Regions from separate parts of the Mus musculus genome. Here region 2 is linked to region 1. The links are chromatin loops, found by intact Hi-C in ENCODE. Cell type or tissue: heart. All regions are shown on one strand.

Region 1 (8,000 bases):
TGTAGGTTGACTACTGCATATGTCTGACAGGCTGATAGCAGCTACATGGGGACAGGTATCCAGGGCAGGTGTTTACCAGGGTTCCGACACAGCCATGCCAAGTCTTGTGCCTTGTCACCAGTTGAGTATTGCCTGGGCCACAGTCTGTACCCCACACACACACACACACACACAAGTGCCGACAAAGTCACCCTGGCTGTGGGTGTGATGAATGGCCACACAGTAATGAAATGGAGACATCAAGGCGGGTGGCGGGAAGACAGAGTGTGGCGGACAGGCCGTCCCCATGTGGCGGCAACAAGAAGGATCGCCCAGCGGCCAGGGGCCGTCAAGGGAGAAATTACACATTTACTCTGCCTTTTTCTTACTGCGACGGCGCCCATACATCACCACTGGGGCCGGGATGGGACACAGCGGCCAATTTCCAACATGAATTATGGGACTGAGAAGCACTGAGTCCGGGCTTCCTGCAGGCCCAGTATCACCCAGCCCAACCCAAGGCTAGCAATGTTGTCATCAGAGCCAGAGATGTCCTTCTCAGGCCTATAGCTCCTGAATCTGGCCGGTCTGAATGTCTTCTCTTCTTTCTAGATGACTGCAAGAACATTGCCAACATCATGAAGACATTGGCATACCGAGGCTTCATCTTCAAGCAGACATCAAAGCCCTTCTGATTGGCAGAGGACGGGATGGGGCAGGACAGGGTAGCTGCTTGGCCCAAACCAGAATCCTCCTCTCCCTCACCAGAGGGAAAAGGGAGAGTGGCACAGCTCTGCGCCCAGAGTGTCCCCCAGCTGCCCTACAGGCTTGTGCCCTGTGTGAGGGCATGGCCACTTGGCCCCTCTGGAGCAGACACTTTGTGCCCCACCCCACTCCCATTCCTCAGTCTCAGCCCAGTATTAGCCCCTGCCATTATGGGCCTGGGCTAGGGGGAACCCAGGTACTCAACTGCCTTCTCCCTAGTACACAGGCTTCTGCTGGGGCCACCAAGCCCTCCCTGTGCCCCTCCCATCCATAGTGCATGGTGTGTGGTGCCCCCAGGGCTCCAGGACAGATCAGGCCCCACCTTGTGTCCACCCTCCCCTCATCCCTGCTGTGAACGTGCCACTTGAATAAAGTCGGGGAAACAAGGTCCTAGTGTGTCTGGAGCCACCCTTGTGTCTAAGGCTGTTGATATGCCAATGTTCCAGGCTTCATCTCCATACAAAGCCATCAGCATGTGAGCAGCTGACACTATAGTACCTTCTGATGCCTTCACTAAAGTTACACAAACTGGGGGCAGGGCTGGGGTGGGAGGGGGAAATACCTGGACCCCAAGGATCTGCCAAAACTGCTGAGATCCCAGCCGTGTGCAAGACCATCTTAAATGTAGAACCACAAGTGTTCGAGGTGCAGGGTCTAGGCAACTCAAAGTGGCTAAGGGCCTAATGTGGGCATTGCAAGCAAGCCTTTAGGAACTTGCTGTAGTGATCGATTGTATATCAGACTGTCATTCCAGCCAAGGTTAATGAGGAAGTGAGGAAACAATCAGCCCAGTCCAATGTAACAGCTCTATTTACACCATACCACCAACTCAGATGGCCCCTTATGGTTTCTTGGCTTTCTTCACAGAAGATGAGCTGGAGGCTGATTCCCGTCGTTTCCGCTAAAGAGACAAAGTGTTGAGGTTAGTAGCCTCTGAGGTTGGACTCAAGGCTTAGTCTGTCATTTTTCAGAGAAGAGGCCCAATAGTCAACCCTCTCCTGTCGTCAGCCTCGCCCCTCACAGTGGCAACCACTCCCTTGAAGGCACTGGAGAGAGTAGGCTCTGTAAAGGATGTGTTCTCTTGCAGAGCCAGGTCATGCTCCCCATAAGCCTGTCCAGGCTCTTACCGAATTGGGTGTGAGGGGTGCACCCACGACATCAATGATGGTATCCTTGGTGGGGTCCAGACCAAGTCCAGATTCAGACACTGTTGGCTCAGCAGAAGCCGGGGTTGGTCCCACTGCTGCTGCGGCAGGGGCCCCCAGCACTCCTGCCCGAGCCAGGGCCTCGTGCCGGTGCCGCAGCATCTGTAGCTCATATTCACAGTTGGCACAGGCCTGCTTGAGCTCGTAGAGTAACACCAGGTCGCTCCGCAACTCATTGAACATATGCACCAGCTCCTCTGTGGGGGTAGGGCTCAGCTCTGCAAGCAAGACAAAGCTGGACTATGGTCACATGCCTGAAACATGAACTGCCCTCCCTTGCTTAGGCTCTGAGAGAAGGGGACATTCTGTGGGGCTCAGCATCACTCACCCACACCAAGTTCCAGCAGCATCTGTTCCAGCGCCTTGATCTTCTTCTGACCCACAGAGCTGGGTAGCTTCATCTGCAATGATGAAGCTAGCTAAGTCCTCCACCTCTTGGGATGAGGCACATAGGTAACCCATGGGTGTAGCTGGGGCTGAAATGGAACTAGCTGAGAAGTGGAGAATGGTAAAGGCAGACTAGGCTTGGCCATGCCCTGAGGTCCATAGCCCCCTCTCCCACTGCTCTAGACTTAGAGCTGTAGCATTAGGCCACCTGGAGCCAAGGGCCCAATACTGCATGAGGTAACTCACCCGCTGGCTCCGTAGCGTGACACCTGCCGACTTAAAATCTGGAAACTTGATGCCTGCAGTCTCAGGGACAGCCTGGAGAAGAGTTAAGGAGCCTTAGGTGTCACGGGGAGTGGCCCAGGGACCTAATAACTCAGGATACTCTGAGAATACCCACTGAAGCTGGGGACCCTGTGCCAGATGACCCCTCCCCCCTGAGCTTGCTGGGTCAGCCTTCACACCGGCTTCTCAGCCTCCTTCTTTTGGGGTAGCTTCTTCTTGGGAGCCTTGCGTTCCGTGCGCCGCTGCTCTGCAGTGGTGTCTGCTGCTGTAATCAGCTTCTGCAGGTCTTGGCTGCGCTTCTCCCGCTCTTTTTTCCGGGCCTCAATCTTACGCAGCTCCTGTAGGAGGTACTCCTCCTCTGCCACCTGCAAAGCAAGAAATGCTTCCGTGTGTATGAGGGCTGTGTGGAAGCAAGTGGCTGGGGAGCTGACGGGACACTAGGTTATCTATAAGGGACCAGAGGTAAGGAGACTCCTGCAGAGAAGGGAGGAACAGGGACCATAAAAATGGGCTGGAGGTGAAGGGGCCTGGGGGGAGTGAGAGCTGAGCCGTGGAGGGTGGTGTAGAAGAGGTTATGACCTGCTCTGGGGTTCGGTTGTAAAGCCGCTCTAGCTGTTCCTTCCGCCGTCTCTCATGCCCAGCATCAAACACTGGTATCTTGAGATCTGTGCCTGGCACAGCCCTCACGTTGGCAAGCTTGGCACAAATGTGGTAGTACCTCTCTTTCAGGTCCTCCACAGAACGCTTCTGAGGATCAAGACACATGGAGAGGAACACTGAGGAGCATGGAAGAAATGGCAGAAGGATTGGGCACTCAGGCAAGTGCATAGCAGCTCACCTTGAACTGCTGGTGGTCATACCGATCGTGAATAACTACGAAGCGCAGATCAAATCGGCGGCTGAGGTCAAATAGGTGGTCAGTCTCTGCCTTAGTCCATGCGTCATCATGAAGGTAGAGTTGGTACTCCTGCTCTGAGTACACGGGCACCTGCACCGTCTACTGGCACAAAGACATGGGGACCGCATTCCTTTGTGTATGTCCAAGCAGGCTTGCCATGTTACCACAACCCTTCCTGTTTATTACCAACCCCATATCCCTACAGGAGCAGCCTGTAGGAAAGAAAGACCCTGTCTAATTAGTCAGAGGCCCCTCCCTATAAGGCTCTGGGTCAGTGGCCTACCTGATTCCCTCAGGACAACTTACCATCTTTTGGAATGGGTCACAAGCTCCTATCTGATTTGTAAGCACTTCTAGGCACCCAAGGGTCAATTCTAGAATGACAAACCCATCAGACAGGGGAAGGCCCAGAGCCTTGTCTGAAGCACTACTGCCACCCAGTGGTGACAGTGAAATGTGCCGTCTCAGAGTACTTCAATTGTTGGGCATCTCCAGGGAAACTTAGCGCCTATGCCCCTTCCTCTCCTGGCCCATATTCCTCCTGCCCGGGTGCCCTCTCAGAGTTACCAATCTCACCACAATTGAGTCACAGATCAGAAATCTAAGAAGGAGTTGGTTCTGGGCTAGAACAGGAAGTTTCTCATGAATTCAAAAGCTCTTGGACACTTCCACCAGATGTCACACATCCCCAACCTTAATATGCTCAACACTGCGTTCATCCCTCTTCTTCAAACATCCCCAATCCACACCTCAGCCACTGTCACCAAAGCCAGCATCAGAAACCCGTGTCTAAAGATGGTCTATGTTTCTGTTTTGTTGTCGACACAGCCTTGGTAAAGTGGCCTTGGCTGGTCAGCACTCTGTGCAAACCACACTGGCTCTACTTCACAGCAGTCCTCCTGCCTCAGTCTCCCAAACACTGGGATTACAAGCACACATCACCACACCTGACATTGGAAGCATCTTTCAATCCTTCTTTTTCCTTAATTTTGCCTCCAGAATCCCCATCTCTCAATGGCCACAAGCCATTCAGAGTAGCACAGCACTATCCTGTTGTACTCAGGCTGCCCTGCAGTCCATTTCCAATCAGCTCTCTGTCTGCAAACGTCTACACCATGCTCCCTCCGTACAGGGCAGACCTACAGTAAGAATGGAAACAAAGCACTTTTATGTCACAACTGTGTGTCCACTCATGAAATATAAACATGAACTTGTATTCTCTTAAAATCCTAATAATCTTTCTCAGTCAATGCTGGACTACAACAGAAAAGATCGTTCGCCTGTTCCTAAGAAAGATGCTGTTCTAGATCAACTTCTGAGATAAAGTGCCTTCTAGATAATTCCTAAGTTCAAGAGCAAGGCTTGGCCATTTCTTTCCCTCAAGTTTATTCTTAATTCCATATTCCTTCTACCAACTGAACATCCTCATCCTTTGACCACTCAGACATCCTTCTGGAAAATCTAGTTTCCCAGACTTGGCTACATTTACCTCCTAGTAATTTAATCCTGTGTGTGTGTTGAGGAAGATGTGACTATGGAGACCAGAAGGCACTGGATGTCCAGAAGAAGCTGGAGTTTGAGGTAGCTATGAGCTACCCATCTGGTTCCTGGGAACCAAGCCCCAGTCTGGAAGAGCAATAAGCACTCTTAATTACTGAGTCATCTGTTTAGCCCTGTGCTGGTTTTGTTTTTATTTAGTAGCCTAGGCTGGCCCTGACAGTATGTATCTGAAGATAATCCTGAACTCCTGATGCTCCTGACTCCACCTCCCAAATACTGGGACTACAAGTATGTACCTCCATACCAGGCTAACTAAACCTTAAGGCTAAATAGAAGTGAACTAGTGAGGGAGAACAGGGGATCACAAAAGGACATAAGATGAAAATACTCTAATGTGTGCGCACACCTGGCTTCAGGGAGCAGGCTGGGAAACAGTGAGCTGAGAAGAGAGTCTGCTGTGGCAGTGAACCAGCTGTTACAGGGAATGCACCCCCTTCTGGAAGCTTAGAATTGAGCTAGGGGTGACCCGCACAATCCAATGAGGCTAGTTTTAAGGAGACTAAAGGTCTTGTTTCTGGATTTGCCACGCCCCCCCCAGCACCCACGTGTCAGCTCGCAGTCATAAGATTCCAGCCCCAATGGTTCCAGCTCCTCTTCCGCCTATACGGGCACTGCACCCGTGTGGTACACAGACACACATAGGCAAACCCTCATACACATAAAATTATTTTAAAGTCCTGTTTCTTGTATCTAAGACCACCTAGCAGCAGAGAAGGTGTTGGAGTGAAAGAAGAGTAGGAAACTAAACAGCCACCTTCAGCAGTGGTGGAGGTGAGAAGCCAAAAGCCCAAACAAAAGCAGCAGAGAAGGCACAGGCCTAGAGGCTGGAGTAAGAGGGAATCCCAGAGTTGGGCATGAAGGGCCAAGGAGGGTGCCACCCTCAGTGACTCCTGGACTCCTGTCCTGAGCAAGAGCAGAGGGAGAGTCACAGAGAGTAAGGCCCCTCAGGGAAGCAGCTTTAAAGGAAGAACATGAACTCACTCAATCTTACAGTCACCCAGAGCTTGCCAGAACGCATCCAGTCCTGACATGACTCTACTTTAAAATCTATGAGTGGCTCCAAGTTCTTAAGCTTGGTTGCTAAGGGCCACCTGGCATGGTCACTGTTGATCAACAGAGCCACACCTCCCTCCCATGACCCTACATGGAGCGTTAGGCTCTATCGGTATACGGGAATGCCCAGTGCAGCCACTACACGTGAACCTTTTTAAGTTACACTTTAAATTGCACTTTGTTTCAGGTGTGTAGGGATGGGATATTTGGAGGTCAAAGGACAACATTTCAGAGTCTGTTCTCTCCTTCCACCACGTGGGTCCCAGGGATCAACCTTGGCCGTAGGCCTGTCTGCAGGAGCCTCTGGGCCTTATATTCTTTTTATATTTTTCTCCGCCATGTTCTATGTGTATGAAGGAAAAAGAATCACTGTACCTAGTACCATCATCAAGGAAACTCCCATAACGTTCCAGCCTTCCGAGTAGTTTATCTCCTACTGACTGTAACTGTACCCATATTCCCCTGTCTCTCAATAACATGACGTTTTTAAGGACAGATACTTTGTCTGACTTATTTTTGTTCTCAGTGTTTAGGCTTCAACATGCTGGAACAGTAAGTACTAAATACAAACTGAGTGTTTTTTTAAAGATAAAAGAACGTCTGTCTTTCCCAGTCCCTCCCCCTCCCTCAAATACTTCACCTTTTCACTGAACTCTGTCAGTCTAGCTTCTCCATCAGTTGGCCCCTAGAGTCCTAAGAACGATACTGGGATGGAGGACACGCTGGTTTGGAATGAATGTGATAGAGCCACACTGGACAATGCTCAGTCTGAGAAGCCATCAAAGAGAGGGCGTCCAGGCACAAGATACGTCAGACTGAGAAAAATCTGAGTTTGAACTCCTGGTGTTTTAAGGTCTTAATTCTAGACTGTTCTGAGCCACACTGTTCCTTAGCCACAGGTTATACAATCCTAGCCTACTCTAGCTTTTCCTCTCAATGGCTGGATGAGACTGGAAAAGGCCCTGCTTTAGGTAAGGCTCTACAATCTAGACCAAAAAACTAACTGGTCTTGGTTTAGGGTGCTTAGCCATAAAGGGTGAAGAGCACAGGCTGAGATTTGATTGGTAACAAATACCACCTTCCCAGAGAGGCCCTCCCTGACCACTCTTAGTTTTGACAAGGTGGCTCAAACCTAAGTTTGATCTCTGGGGCCCAGCTCTCAAGTGTCCTCTGGTCTGCTGGCATGTGCCATACAAATGGTGACACAAACCAAATGGGACATTCAGAAAGGAGTATTAGTAAATGAGATCTTCTGGGGTGAGGCCATTAGCTGCTGAAGTAACAGAGCTAAAGAAGAACAATGAAGAAGCATGGAGAAGCAGGAAGCTGCACCTAGGATGCAGTTGTGAGGAGCAGCAGTACTTGAAGGGCCAAGGGAAGCCACTAAAACCCACAGGAGATCCAGAAAAGGGCGGAATGCAACAGGCAGAAGAAACCCACAAGCAGCACTTGACCTAGAACCGAGTGGGTAACTGAGGCTGGGACTGAGCACATCTGGAGCCAGCCCTGGGAGACTGGAGAACTCAGCAAGTGGCTCAGCTTTGCTCTGTTAGCAGCTCACCTTATTGAACCTGGCAAAAGGGTAGTCCTTGCCCTCCTCCGCCGCTCGTCGCCAGTGGAAAAACATAGCGCCGTCCTTTCGAGCTGGGTTAGTAAAAGGCATCCATTTCCAAGGGCGAACCTTCTTGGACCCCAGTTTCGCCTTCACTGTCCGATACCCCTGACCAGTGTCACTGGGCAGCAGTGGGGGTGCATCCCTGGCAGTGGAGGTGAAAGGTTAGAAGCAGGTGTGTGAAGAACCTCTAAAGCCATGAAGCTCAGTCTACCCCAGAATAAGGAAGTCATGTCCTGGAGCAAGACACTGAGCT
Region 2 (8,000 bases), 270 kb before region 1:
CCTGGCAGAAAGAACAGCCTGCTTTTTTTTTTTTTTTTTTTTTTGGAGGAGTTGTATTTACATCTTAGCACTCTCCCGAGTATGCTGAAATCATCTCTTTGGCTGGTCCACCTCAGTGGACAATAATTCCTTTGAGGCAGGAATTATTTTTAAACTTACCAGTCTCTAGCACTTAACTCGGTCTAGGCAGGCTATTTTTACACATGTCCTATCATCCCTAAGGTGCTGAGATTCCATGATTTTAGGTAAAAAGTTTAGATGGGTGATAAAGCAACAGCACCAATGGCCCATTTCTACGCCATCACAGGGCATGGAAGCAGTGGCTGAGGACCACATCGGAGGAGGGCTAAGCTGGAGGTTCCAGCATCCCATCCTCCGGCCAATATGGACCAGAGGCCAGAGGTACCTGATGAAGCAAACTCACTATTTTAGATTCCAGTGCAAGGAAACTGTCCTTGACTTATGCTTTTAATATTGTTCTGCAGAGGCAACAGATAGGGATGAGGTTCCCACTGGTGTGTTAAATCCCAATGGAGGAAAATTCCAAGGCAGCAGCTGTTTCCCTAGACATCTGAGCATCTGCAGAATTGGGGGAACCCTGAGACCCCCAAAAGGGCATTCTCTTATACTGTGTGAGTGTCATGGATTTCCATTCATGACCTCACACCTGCATAGAAAGACTAATTATAAGGGAAATATCTTAAATTAAAGAGTAGTTCTGAAGGGCCTTGACCAAGCATGGTACCTGGAAGAGAAGAGGCATCCTGTCAATGTTGATACAAAATGAGAGTGTTCAAATCCCAAATTCCTCAGTGTGTGTGTGTGTGTGTGTGTGTGTGTGTGCACCGTGCGAGCTTGTGAAAGTCAGAGGTTGACATTGAGCATTCTTCTCAATTAGTCTTGGTTAAAGCTTGATCTTTTGATATGTATTTTAATGATAAAAACTGACCCCCAAGACCTGGTTACTCCCAGGAACGAGAGAGTCCCCACAGTCATGTGACCTTGCTCTCTAATTTAAAACTATTGGTTAAATGAAGATGTTAACAGCCAATAGCTGGGCAGAAGACATGTAGGCAGGGGTTGGGGTTCCCATACTTGGAGTCTGAGGAGACCATAAGGAGGGAGAGCAAGGCGGTGAGAGATGAGAATACCACAGGGTAAGAATCTTCAAGCCATGGCCACGAAGGCTGGCCGATTGGAGTTAAGAGCAGCCCAGATGGAACATAGTAAGTAAGGGGTGGAGGAGCGGAGTTTCTCTGTAGCGCTGGATGTCCTGGCTTAAATTGTATCAGGCTGGCCTTGAACTCAGAGATCTTCCAGTCTCTGCCTCCCAAGCGCTGGGATTAAAGGCATGCGCCCCTTACATACAGCTTCGGATCTGGCTTTATGTGGGTGCTGGGATTTGAACTCATGCCCTCATCCTACACGTCTTTAGCTCTCAGTTGTTAAGAGTCTCTGTACTGTTCTGGGATTGGAGAGAGAGAAAGGGCACATCAGTTAAGAGCACTTCCTGTCTCCGCAGAGAACCAGGTTCAGTTTCCAGCACCCACATAGTGGCACACAGCAATGGTGGCCCACAACTGTGTGTAGCTCTACTTTCAGGGAACCCCATGTCCTCCTTCTTCTGGACTATTTGGACAGTGCATGCATATTGTGCACTCATACACATAAAATAAAATTAAAATAAATACAACAACAACAAAAGAATCTGTTTGTGCATGTTTGCCTTTAATCCCAGCACCAGGAAGGCCAAGATGCACACAAGTCTCCGAGTTTGAGGTCAGTTGGTCTACACAGAGTTCCAGGCCAGCCAGAGCTACGTAGTGAGACCTGTCTCAAAAACAAAAACAAAGGGGCTGGAGAGATGGCTCAGTGGTTAAGAGCACTGACTGCTCTTCCAGAGGTCCTGAGTTAAATTCCCAGCAACCACATGATGGCTCACAACCATCTATAATGGGGTCCGATGTCTTCTTCTGGTGTGCATGCAAACAGCTACAGTGTACTCATATACATAAAATTAGTAAATATTTAAAACAAACAAACAAACAACAACAAAACCCAGAGAGAATTTACATATCCTAACCATCTGATTATAAGTGATCACTCCCCTTTTTTTAAAAAAAGGTTATTTTAATTTTTTAGGTTCTGTGTTTATGTCTAAGTATATACACATGAGCACAGTGCCTATAGAGGTCAGAGGCCTTGGGTGTCCTGGAGGTGGAATTACAGGCAGATGGGAGCTACCCGATGTGGGTGCTGGGAACCAAGCTCGGGTCTGTGCTACCACAGTGCACTCCTAACCACTGAGCCATCTCTCCAGCAGGCCTCGCTCTTCACTGCTGCAGCAGCAGGTCAGTCTTAGAAATTATTTACAGCTTGGTCTGATGCCCGTGTACCTCAGACGGCTCTCAGTGCACATAGCCTGTACTTGTGTTAGTCCAGAACCACCTAATGACTATATTGGCTTTCTATTGATCCTAGCAAGTGCCATGGCTCCACCGGTATCATTTCTCTATGATCCTAGACAAAGCTCCCATGCCTAGCCATACTGACTCAGTTCTGGATTCCTCAGTGGTCTTAGGGAGGCCTGGTTTAGCTACAGGCCTGAGGTTTTCTTCAAACACTGAGGCGAAATGTGAAGGGCTTGGGCCTGAGCCTGCTACTGGTTCCTCTAAGCCCAACTTGACCCCAACCTACCTCCTGCTCCCTCCAGGAGTTACTCACACCTCCATAGCTGCTCTCTGCCTGCAGGTCTCTTCCTCCTGTGCCTCTCATGATTGGCCCATCCCTTAGGATTCCCTCCTGAACATCTGGGTCTTGCCCCCTCATTTCCTGACTTTAAGCTCCACCCTCCTTGCTGAACGTGCCAATCTTTACAACCGGAGCATGAGCAGTTTGTGCCAACACTGTGCTTCAGGCTCATAAAGGACAGAGTTCAGAGCCTCCACTGCCACTCAGCAAACTGTGGTCTGGCCTGCTCCTCCCAGCAGTTCACGGGGCCTTTTCTTATTATATCAGTCAATTTATCTTCAGTAAGGCATGCTCTTCTAACACAGCTGCTGTCCCTCTGTGACTTCTTATTTTAGGCTGCTCATTTTAAAAATTCTGTGTGTGTGTGTGTATGTATGTGTGTGTGTGTGCATGCCCGCATGTGTATAAATGTATGTAGGTGTGCATGTGTATGTGTGTATACATATGTGTATATGTCTGTATATGTTATGTGTGTGTGCATGCCCGCATGTGTATAAAGGTATGTAGGTGTGCATGTGTATGTGTGTATACATATGTGTGTATGTCTGTATATGTTATGTGTGTGTGCATGTGTAGATGTAAATGTGTGTGTGTGTGAATGAATGTGTGTGTGCATATGCTTGTATATGTTTATGTGAAATGAATGCATGCATGTTGTGTGAATGAACGTGTGTATGTGTGCATGTGTATGTCTGTGCATCAACCTGCCAGAGGTTGATGGTAAGTATCTTCCTCAATGGGTCTCCATTTTATGTACCTGGGCAGTGTCTCCCACTTGAACCCACTCTAACTGGACTAAGATAACTGGTCAGCTTGGGTTTTTTTGGGGGGGGGGTTGTTCTTTTCTTTTGTTTTTTTTTTTGTTTTGTTTTTGTTTTTTTTTGTTTTTTTTGGTTTTTTTCAAGACAGGGTTTCTCTGTGTAGCCCTGGCTGTCCTGGAACTCACTTTGTAGACCAGGCTGGCCTCGAACTCAGAAATCCACCTGCCTCTGCCTCCCAAGTGCTGGGATTAAAGGCGTGCGCCACCACGCCCGGCATGGTCAGCTTGTTCTAAGGAGCTTGTCTTCACCTCCTGAGTATTGGGGTTATAGGTGGCCTACCATGCCCAGCAGTCATGTAGGTGTTAGGAGCCCAAACACTGATCCTCATATTGGCATGCCAAGCAGTTTACCCACCCAGTTATCTCCTCAGCCCTGGCCACTTACTGAAAGGCTTCAGTGTGCTAGCTGCTTCCTGGGTAGTGGGAATGTGGCACTAAAGAAGACAAACAGGGTCCTGCACTTCGAGGGCTCCCAGACTGGAGCGGGAGTCAGACACCAAGCAAATGTAATTACCCAATCTGTTGCTTGGCTATAGTCAGGAGTAAAGTGCTTCAAGGATAAATACAAGATGCCAGGCAGGCAGCTGTGTACTGCGCCCCGACAATCTCTTCTGTGTGAAATCATAAAGGGCATCCTAATATAGTAGTTTTTTCTTTCTTCCTCCTCTGAGGCCCTTTCTCCTTTCTAAAGAGAAACTTCCAGGGCTAGCCCAGGCCTCTGTTTGAGGAAGGGAGAAAGTCAGCATTGGTAGCACAGTAGATACAAGTATACCAGGGAGGATGGATGTGTACACGTGTGTGCACACACTTATGTGTAAACACTCATGTACACATGTCTGCATCTATACTTCTGTACATCCGTATACACACACACACACACACACACACACACACACAGAGAGAGAGAGAGAGAGAGAGAGAGAGAACACAGAGCGTGACCCATGAAGCACGCTCTAGGGAGAAGAAGAGGAAGAAAAAAAAATGAAATCCAAACAGTCTTTTTCACCCCGAAAACATATAATTTTGTGTAAATTTTTACTTTAACCATCTCTCTCTTCCTGAGCTGTGATATGGGTCCTGTCAAAGCCAGGGCCAATTACTGCCATTAGGTTCCCATCATGTCAGCTCTTCTCCCCCCATCTGCAGGGCCCTCGGTGCGCAGGCCTATAATCTGCCTCGCTTTCACTCCATCACTCTCAGAAGGAACAAAATTGTTTTGTGTGTTTTTTTAAAAGGGCCTTTATTTGGCCCCTGTCAACTCTGAAAAGAAGAGAGAGAGAAAGAGAGAGGGGGAGAGAGAAAAGAGGAGAAAGAAAGATTGTTTAAGTGTTTAACCATGAGACTGCCAACAGTAGGAGTGAGAGTCCGCCGAGCTCACCAGCTTGGGGACGCTTGGGACACTAAGTCTTTGGCCTTGCCGCTTGCTCTCCCTTTTGTGGGGGATGTTCTGTTTGCCCTTAGAGGAGGTCTCCTCACAGACTGGAAGATTTCCTCTTAAGATATCATCAAAGATCAGCCTGGTTATGAACTGCGGAGCTAGCTACCAAGAATGTCACACACCCGAAAGTGGTCCCTATCAGCTGTGATGGGGGGCAGTGGACCAGAAAGGCCCCCAGAAACACTCAAGACTTGGTTCGTGCTTGGCCTGGTTCCTCCCCTCTTGGCAAAGCTGGCCTTCTGCCTCTTCGGGTCACCTGTCTGCCCCAGGAGATGCTGAGCTCCCTGTTGGAGAACCTCCTCACTTTTCTTCCCAGTGCTGAAAGCTAAGATTCCTTGCACCAGCTGAGAGAGCCGTTCTCCCTGGGCCAGGCTGCTGTCACACCTTCCTGAAGTCTGCAGACACTTATCACACCCCAGCTCTGCCAGGCAGGCGCAGCATGCCTCTCCGCTCCCGCCGCCTCGGTCGACACTTAGCCAAGCTAAACAGATTTAGCCTCTTTAATCTTTCCTCATTAGCTGGCAATCTGGAAAGGAAACAAATGCTCACCCCATACAGGTTCAAGCTGTTGCTTTAACCTTGTAAAAGCATGTAGGGTGCTGGAGCTGTGCAGCCCAGCAGTCATTACCACGCAAGGCCACTCCGCTCAGCCCACCCCTCCAGGGCCTTCCCCACAGTTTTGAAACTACCCGATTGTATCAAGTCTCAGAAAAGACTCCCAAGAGTTCTACACCCAAATTTTCTGTGTGTAGCCTCCACAGCAAGGCAGCTTCTAAGACCCTGAATAGTTCTCTTCAATGAACAGAGGGACCTTCCCCCGAACCCAATGTGTTGTTTGTTCCAATCTGCCTCTCCCTCCATAATTAGATGCTCCAGCCCGGGACTTCCTTGGGTTCTTGTATTATTTATTTCTCCACCATACCTATCCATCAGTGTCTTCGGCTACATGTCGCTTTCTCTTGTCCAAGAGAAGACATGGTTAATTGTTCGCCAGGAGGGCACCCCTCGCCCTGAATGGATTCTCTGCTATTGACTTTTCCTTTCTATGCACCACTGGCAGATCCTGAACCTGTTTTTACAACAGCCACTTGTGGCACGCCCATTATAACACATCTGTTTCTCTGCTTTCAATCTGATCACTCAGTGCTATTCTGTTTGGTGTGGTTTGGCCCTTAGGCGTGCTTACACACACACACACACACACACACACACACACAGATTTTACAATTTTATTTTCTCCCAGAGATGACAGACTTTTCTTGCTTCTTGTGCATACTTTCTTTCTTTTTAAGAATTTAAAAAAATATTTATTTATTATTATATATAAGTACATTGCAGCTGTCTTCAGACACCTCTGAAGAAGGAATCAGATCTATTTACAGATGGTTGTGAGCCACCATGTGGTTGCTCGGATTTGAACTCAGGACCTGTGGAAGAGCAGTCAGTACCCTTAACTGCTGAGCCATCTCTCCAGCCCTTGTGTATACTTTCTAACTTGACAGAATGAAGAATCGTAAGACTCTTAGGCCACCTTTGAGATGACAGGATCATATCCATTTCACCTCGCCAGCTTCCTCATGGTCCCCTTTACTTCCCATGATTTTTCCAGACACTATTATAAGTGGCTCCATCAGCACCCCGCTTAGCATGTTCCCAGAACACCAGCCTTAATACTTCATGATGGATATCACCCTGGCTGGCTGATGGAGAACCATTTGTGAACCCTTTACGCTTTCTGAGCGTTCTCTACCTGCTTTCTAGCTGTAACCGTTTTTTTCTTCTTTTTTTTTGCACAGTCTGCATTTACTTCCTAATTATCCAAATTCCTTTTTGTCATTTTTCTTCTTAAAGACTGATCTAAAAAATGAGCTGCACATCTCTGCCCTATAGGAGGTAAAGAAAAATCTCCCACAGACCAGGGGTGTGCCCACTGGTCTTCCCTACCTCACCCTCAATCTCTTCCTTCCTTTAACCCTTCACCAGTTCAACTTCCCTCTGGCTTCCAGGATCCAAGATCTAGTCTCTTCCTGAAACTAACCCTTTTGTTTTGCAGAAAACTAGAAGGTCCTCTCCCAAAGCTACCCCCAGCAAGCCAGGCCTTTTCTTTCCAGGTTCTCCATCAGAAATGTCTGCAGTTCTCCCACAGAACCTCTGTCCTTCTCTGCCCCAGGCTCCGAGACAGACTGGCATCTTTGAACAGAGGAAGAAAGCGGAGGTCATCCACCTCTTGCCCCGACCTTAGCCATCACATTGTCTAGATCCCTGGCCCCAATGTTTTCTGTGCTGTTCGTGTTGGCCTCCATGTTGGAGTCGTGAAGAAATGTCCTCTATCTCCATGCAATGGCTGGCAGTTGCCTTTATCTCTAGAAACCCTTGGTTTTCATTTTCCTCACTTCCTCTGAGTCTGTCTTGCCTCTTCTTTTGTTCCTTCATTTGGCATGTGCTAAGGCCCCACGTGGTACTCATAGCACAGAGGACCAATAGCAAGGTACTCACTCCCAGAGTGTTCAAGCCTAGTGGAAAAGAGGCCTTAATTATAGTCTCTGAACTAGTGTGTAATGGCAAATCTCACTGCTACATCAAAGAAGTGCCACGCTAGGAGGAAGTCTAACCAGGGAAGACATTTACATTGGGAAGACAACCAAGATGAGAAGCAGGTTTGGGCTTCATCGTGCCCTGGAGTGGCCAGGGGAGCAACTTATTTCCAAGCCTCTGTTCTATCCACACAGCCGTCCATCCTCACCCTCAGGGGGCGGGGCTGCTGGATCTATTGCCTCTTTTGCTTTAGGTATCCTGAGTGACCTTTTGATTTTCTTATCCATGAATGGGACTGACTGTTCTTAGCTGAAGAACACACAGCTTCACCAATGAGTGCTGCTCTAGGGCACAGGTGGGCAGGGGAGGGGTGAGAGGGGCAGGGCAGGGATGAGAGACGGACACTTTGGGAAAGGCCCTTAGGTCATCTTGGGTAGCATCCGGTTCCATCCACTC

What was found. A loop is a pair of places that touch in the nucleus more often than their neighbours do. Peaks named below come from ENCODE experiments on the same cell type or tissue, not always from the same donor. Only the 100,000 strongest peaks of a DNase experiment are listed, where the experiment ranks them.
Region 2: a loop joins it to region 1, with 2.0 times the contacts of the local background. A loop is called at or near these places in 3 of 42 quality-filtered maps.

The regions. Positions count from the first base shown.
Region 1 is chr4:117,673,150-117,681,149 of GRCm38, forward strand. It overlaps Eri3 (exoribonuclease 3), which reads left to right. Exons shown (of 9, transcript NM_080469.4): 9 at 592-1,148. The coding sequence ends at 674. Dmap1 (DNA methyltransferase 1-associated protein 1) reads right to left here. Exons shown (of 11, transcript NM_023178.2): 4 at 7,694-7,889; 5 at 3,460-3,618; 6 at 3,201-3,368; 7 at 2,801-2,986; 8 at 2,583-2,654; 9 at 2,278-2,350; 10 at 1,872-2,167; 11 at 1,537-1,645. The coding sequence ends at 1,586. Among named protein-coding and RNA genes, the nearest start is that of Dmap1, 5.1 kb to the right of the region's middle. In heart, a CTCF peak has its summit at 3,965 (motif pointing left); a DNase peak (open chromatin) is centred at 3,972; H3K27ac peaks cover 233 bases.
Region 2 is chr4:117,400,707-117,408,706 of GRCm38, forward strand. The region is part of intron 2 of Rnf220 (ring finger protein 220); the gene reads right to left. Among named protein-coding and RNA genes, the nearest start is that of Gm12828, 38 kb to the right of the region's middle. In heart, no CTCF peak of the experiment used is centred here; no DNase peak of the experiment used is centred here; H3K4me3 peaks cover 497 bases; H3K27ac peaks cover 649 bases.